2 separate regions of the Homo sapiens genome follow, and region 2 is linked to region 1. The links are chromatin loops, found by intact Hi-C in ENCODE. Cell type or tissue: adrenal gland. All regions are shown on one strand. Links, peaks and the distances in the headings refer to the core of each region. The heading gives the core; the rest is flanking DNA.

Evidence for each region. Peaks named below come from ENCODE experiments on the same cell type or tissue, not always from the same donor. Only the 100,000 strongest peaks of a DNase experiment are listed, where the experiment ranks them.
Region 2: a loop joins it to region 1, with 6 times the contacts of the local background. A loop is called at or near these places in 1 of 110 quality-filtered maps.

The regions. Positions count from the first base shown.
Region 1 is chr6:7,786,352-7,789,159 of GRCh38, reverse strand. All of the region lies in intron 1 of BMP6 (bone morphogenetic protein 6), which reads right to left. Among named protein-coding and RNA genes, the nearest start is that of BMP6, 62 kb to the right of the region's middle. In adrenal gland, for the core only: no CTCF peak of the experiment used is centred there; no DNase peak of the experiment used is centred there; H3K27ac peaks cover 336 bases.
Region 2 is chr6:7,640,705-7,643,512 of GRCh38, reverse strand. No RefSeq gene overlaps it. Among named protein-coding and RNA genes, the nearest start is that of SNRNP48, 52 kb to the right of the region's middle. In adrenal gland, for the core only: no CTCF peak of the experiment used is centred there; no DNase peak of the experiment used is centred there.

The sequences.
Region 1 (2,808 bases), core at 266-2,765:
GAGATGAACGAGTTCTGAAGGTCTAGCATACAGCATGCTGACTATAGTTAACAACACCGAGGTGATGGATATGTTACTTGATTGTACTGGATATCTTACAATGTATACATAGGCCAATCATCAAGTTGTATACCTTAAACACATACAATTAGTTGTCAACTATACTTCAATAAAGCTGGAGGAAAAAGCTCCTTGGGTTGCCAAATACAAGGAGTAATTTGACAATGCATTCCTGAGGAAGCACCTTGGAGAGCAAAGCACAGAACACTTTAAAAAAAAAAAAAAAAACAGAGATAGGATGGAATAAGGGGTGGGAGGGATCTTATTTCTACCAGGTGACAAACTCACTGCCTTTTCTATCTACGTATCTTAGGAATTTTAGTTCAGAAGCAAGATGATTATTTGAAATGACATGTTAACACATTTACTTAAATTTTAAAAACAAAGTCACTCCTTCTGATTTGCTTCATCCTAAGGACTGGTTTTGCTGCCATTTGTTTTACAATGATGAACATTTTCCAAGTATGAAGGAGAAAAGTCCATAACTTTGACTCTTTGATAATACACTTAAAGCATATATACAGTGTTACAATTCATAGGATATTACACCCTTTAAAACTATCCAAGTTTATTTTTAAAATTCTTTAGTTCTCGGCATAAAAACATACAGAGGGGTCCCCCGTTGTTGAGCCTAGACATAGAAGACAGGATTTGAAGGCAGCCAGTCATTTTCCCCATTGTGTACCAGCACACAATAGCATACACTGTGTTTCTTAAGTTAGTGATGGTATACACATAGTTTGGCTGGAAAGACTGAAGTATGATCCCCAGTTCTTTCCATACAGGATGCATATGATGACTCTTGGTTTCAGCTACAGCCTTAACATGTGGTCTATCACTAATGCCCTCAAATAATTACTACCAAGCCTTTGGCCAAGAACACTTAAAGGTCTAAAGGTAATTGAGCCCCTGACAACATGTTTCCAAGGACTCCATCTTCTTCCAGTGATTCAAGAAATATATTCCAGAGTTGTGCAAAGAATACCCATACCTGAGGGTCTGAACTATTCTTGTAACTAAACATTCATCATCAGTTTCTAATATCTCTAAAGGGTCACATTTATTACATGTGGTGTGAAACTATACTTAAAGTTATATCAGGCTGGGTTGATCGTTTCATCAAAATGACTTGCGTTTCTTTAAAAAAAAAAATCAATCTACCATAGTCAGCAATTCAGAAGGTGAAAAAGTCATGCCAAAAATAAATGCAAACCCACCTATCAGCAAAAAGGAAGGATGGCTCTAGAAAGAAAGTGCCAAGGTCAAGTGAGTTTTTGTGCAAGAAATCTTGTTATTACTATAATGAAAGCCATAAACATTCCATAGGAGTTGAGAGGCAGGAATTCAGGGAAGTTATACTAGTGTCTAGCATTTACTAAATTGAGAATCTTCATGCCAACCTAACACGCAAATATGCTAGAGCTGAATGAGACCATGACCGTTTCAGACAGAGCAGCCACGGCTAAGAAAAAGTGGCCAAGTAGCACACCACACAAAGCAAATGGCACCTTGGTTTGCTAACAGGATTGCAAGCAAATAGATCCCTGCTCTGAGTGAGGAGTCTAACAGATTCCTCTTCGAGCTTTTTTTGCAGCCTGCAACAATTCATCTGTCAAAAAAGTACATGAATGGGAAAAATCCAGTGTCTGAGCCAAGGACTGTGTTGCAACTGTCTAAGATTTTTGAGAGCTGGCCAAACACGCCTTTAAGGATTGTTTTCACTCTCTTGGCTTTGCAGCACCTCATCCCTAAATACTTGATAACTGTTTTAGAGGTGTAGCTCCTTTTCAGACACTGACTCACTCAGGCGCTTCCAGAGAAGTTCACGCATATTTTTCAGTACAGATGGTGTATCTGCATATGTACAACTGGCCAGAAGACAAATCAACACATTTTCCCAAGAGCCGATCAACACTTAGTTATTCAAGGAATGATCTCCCAAACTCTTTACTTCTGTTCCCTCCCTGATACTGCCCTCTTCAATTGGACTTTTACTTCTTCCTAATATCTTTATCAGAAGATTATTGGAAAAGAAACTAAAGGAGGCTGAACTTACACTCGTCACTTTAGTTTAGAGAAATGGCAGCTCTGGGGAAAAGGATCATGAGAAAGAAGGATGTGAAAATCATTACCAGGATTCGGGGATCATCTGTGGATCTTAATTATTCCTGCTCTTCCTACCTCTGAAGGTCAAAGATATTATTGACAGCTGGCTGCTGGGGAAGTTTGAAATGGGACAAACTTGTCAAATTGCTGTGCCCTCAGGGAAACCCTCCCTGCTTTGACCCTGGATTGAGTCACCTGCATGGGGCTTTTCTACCTGATGTTCCGAGGGAGACATACATTATAAGTCAAGTTTTTCCTTCTTCTTTCTGTGTATTCTCATGAAGTGCTAGGGAGGGCTTGTCACTGGGGGCTGTCTGTTCTAGGCTGATTGAATCTACAGTTCTGATCCACATACACAATAGTACTTCTAACTCACAGAACAGCTAAGTCGATGGCCTGCCTGTAGTAACAGGTGCTGGTTGGGAGAATGTCATGGCATAGAATGCAAGGACTTGTACTAAGGAAGCATTGCCAAGGATGTGAGCTGAAAGGTTTCCAGAGGGATTTTATTTAAAAAAAAAAAAAAAAAAAAACAGACTAAAGAAGGGAAAAGCAGCTGTTTGGAAATAAACTGTAAAACATCTGTAGCACACGACCAGAATTCTCTAAGTGTGAGCATGAGGTTTTAAAGGGGCCTCATCT
Region 2 (2,808 bases), core at 61-2,560, 150 kb after region 1:
GAACAGAATCCTATTGTGAGTAAGTAGGACTTGCAGTGATGGAACTGTGAGGAAAGTATTGATCTCTTTCTCTCTGCTAGACAGGAAAATAAATACAATTATCTCCAGTATCCACTGAAGATTGGTTCATGGCCCCCCGAAGGATGCCAGAATTCACAGATGTTCAAGTCTCTGATATAAAATGGCATGGTATTTGCATATAACCTATGCACATCCTCTCATATACTTTAAATCCTCTCTAGTTTACTTGTGATACCTAATGCAAAGTAAATGCTATGAAAATAGTTGGCATACTATATTGTTTATGGAATAATGACAAGGAAAAAAATGTACATGTTTCATACAGACACGATTCTTAAAAATATTTTCAATCTGCAATTGGTTGAATCAATGCACGTGGAACCCACGGATATGGAGAGCTGACCATATCCACATCTGCAACTCACACTGTTAGGCAGGGCATAAACAAGTCTGCCAGGCAGTCTCATAGGAGAGTCTGACACAGCATATTCAGGAGCAGTAAAACCAAAGTCCATCGCCTGCACAATTCTGCAGAACTTGGATGGCAGAGGCCACCACAGCCTGTCCCTCCCTGAGCTACTGGGATGCTATTTCCAGACTGACTTGCTGAGACTTTGCAGAAGTTCTGCTGGGAGGAGGAAGGTGTATGCTGGGTCATAACAATGCATGTGACAAGGTTTCCCAAATGGCAGGAGAGTCAAGTTGGAGCTTAGAGGGTGGAGGTGCATGGCACAGAGGCTTGAGGGCCTGAGGGCAGAAACTGGGTACCTCAGGCTGGGCGTGGTGGTTCACATCTGTAATCCCAACACTTTGAGAGGCGAAGGCAGGCAGATCGCCTGATGTCAGGAGTTCAAGACCAGCCTGGCCAACATGGCGAAACCCCATCTCTACCCAAAATACAAAAATTAGCCAGGCATAGACGGGGGGTGGTGGCGCCTGTAATCCCAGCTACTCTGGAGGCTAAGGCAGGAGAATCAGTGAACCCGGGAGGCAGAGGTTGCAGTGAGCCAAGATTGTGCCACTGTGCTCCAGCTTGGGCAACAAGAGCAAAACTCTGTCTCAACAACAACAACAACAACAACAACAGGCCGGGAACAGTGGTTCACACCTGCAATCCCAGCACTTTAGGAGGCCAAGGAAGGTGGCTCATCTGAGGTCAGGAGTTCGAGACCAGACTGGCCAACGTGGCGAAACCCCATCTCTACTAAAAGTACAAAAATTTGCCTGACATGGTGGCCCATGCCTGTAATCCCAGCTACTCGGGAGGCTGAGACAGGAGAATCACTTGAACCAGGGAGGCGGAGGTTGCAGTGAGCTGCACTCCAGCCGGGGCGACAAGAGCGAAACTCCGTCTCAAAAACAAAAAAACAAAAACAAAAAAGAAAAGAAACCAGTACATCAGAACAGGGTCCCTGTGGGAGGTGGACTGCCTTGCATGCTTGCCCTTAGACTATGGGCACTGCCAGCTTATGGTTTGCAGTTCTTCCCACTATGTGTTGTCATTCCCTTTAGTTTTCCCCAGTCCTTCAGTAAATCCTATCTACCCATGTAGCTATGTGTGGTGGGCTGTAAAGAGGACCTCTGCAGAGCCAAAAGAGGGCTGCAAAACCTGTCCCACTAGAGCAGAAACTGAGAAGTGAGGGTGACTGCCCAGCTCACATCCACATGGTGGTTGTATCTTTACCTTCCTTTCTTTGGTGAAATGGCCTCACTGTAGCAGGTGATCCATGTGCCAGCTGCAGGGGACCACTCCCATGACCACATGCGTCCAGAGGAGGCTTTTGGCCCTAGCTAGGCTCGTCAAGCTGACCCAGGAGGCAAGCCAGGCCAATGAGAACCCTTGCCCAGGTTTTTTCAGCTAAAGCTGGAAGAAGCTCTTTCCTATCAGTTGGGAAAGCTGGGAAGATTGTGCCCAATGCTGCCAGCAGCTGTAATTTTAATCCTATGGAGTGAAACAGTTTAGGAGAACGATGGCATGTAGAAAGAAAGAGGTAAAAGACAGAGCCTGAGTTTTGGGTAACCCTGTGTTTTCTATCTACAGGAGGACAGGTGCCCAGATGGCTTTGTACTACCCGGCTCTCCCTACTCCTGCTGGTAGTTCTTGGAATAACTGTAGAATATACAGAGACCGCAACATCCTAAGGTAAGGGGCAACTGTCCAGAACTGCCTGGGCTATGTCCTCATCCCTCCTAGAACAGGATGGCCTGCAGTACTTGAACTCAGTGATCCAAGTTCCACCAAGGGCATAAAACTCAGAGTGGAGTGCTTTTGCGGTCCCTTAGCTGCAATGCAACATGGGTCATGTGCAGACAAGACTCCAGCCACCCAGGGCAGCCCCCCTGAGCCTGGGGGAACTGGCTTGCCGTGGATCCTAGGCTTCTGTTTATCCTCACCACCTATCTGTGAGTAATAAAGTTGCTTTGCCTGACTCATGCGACTGTTCTTTCTCACTAGACTCCAGTGATAAAGAACCTTTGTACTACTTTTCATGTGAGTCAATACATTCCTCTGAGCTTCCTTGGATAATCAGATTATCCAAGTTGATTGGTATTGGATAATCATCCTGTTTAATCAGCATCGTTTCACATACATACTTGTGCACACACATGCACATGTACACCCATAGGCACACATACACACACACGTGCATATGCAAAGAGCAAGGGCACTGTAGTCAGTGGGTTCCAGACTGAGACCAGCAGTGAAGGAAGTGAAGCGTAAAGTTGAAAAGGTGAGAATATAACTCTGAGAGGTCAAATGAGAGCAGATGGGAGACATCCACCCCT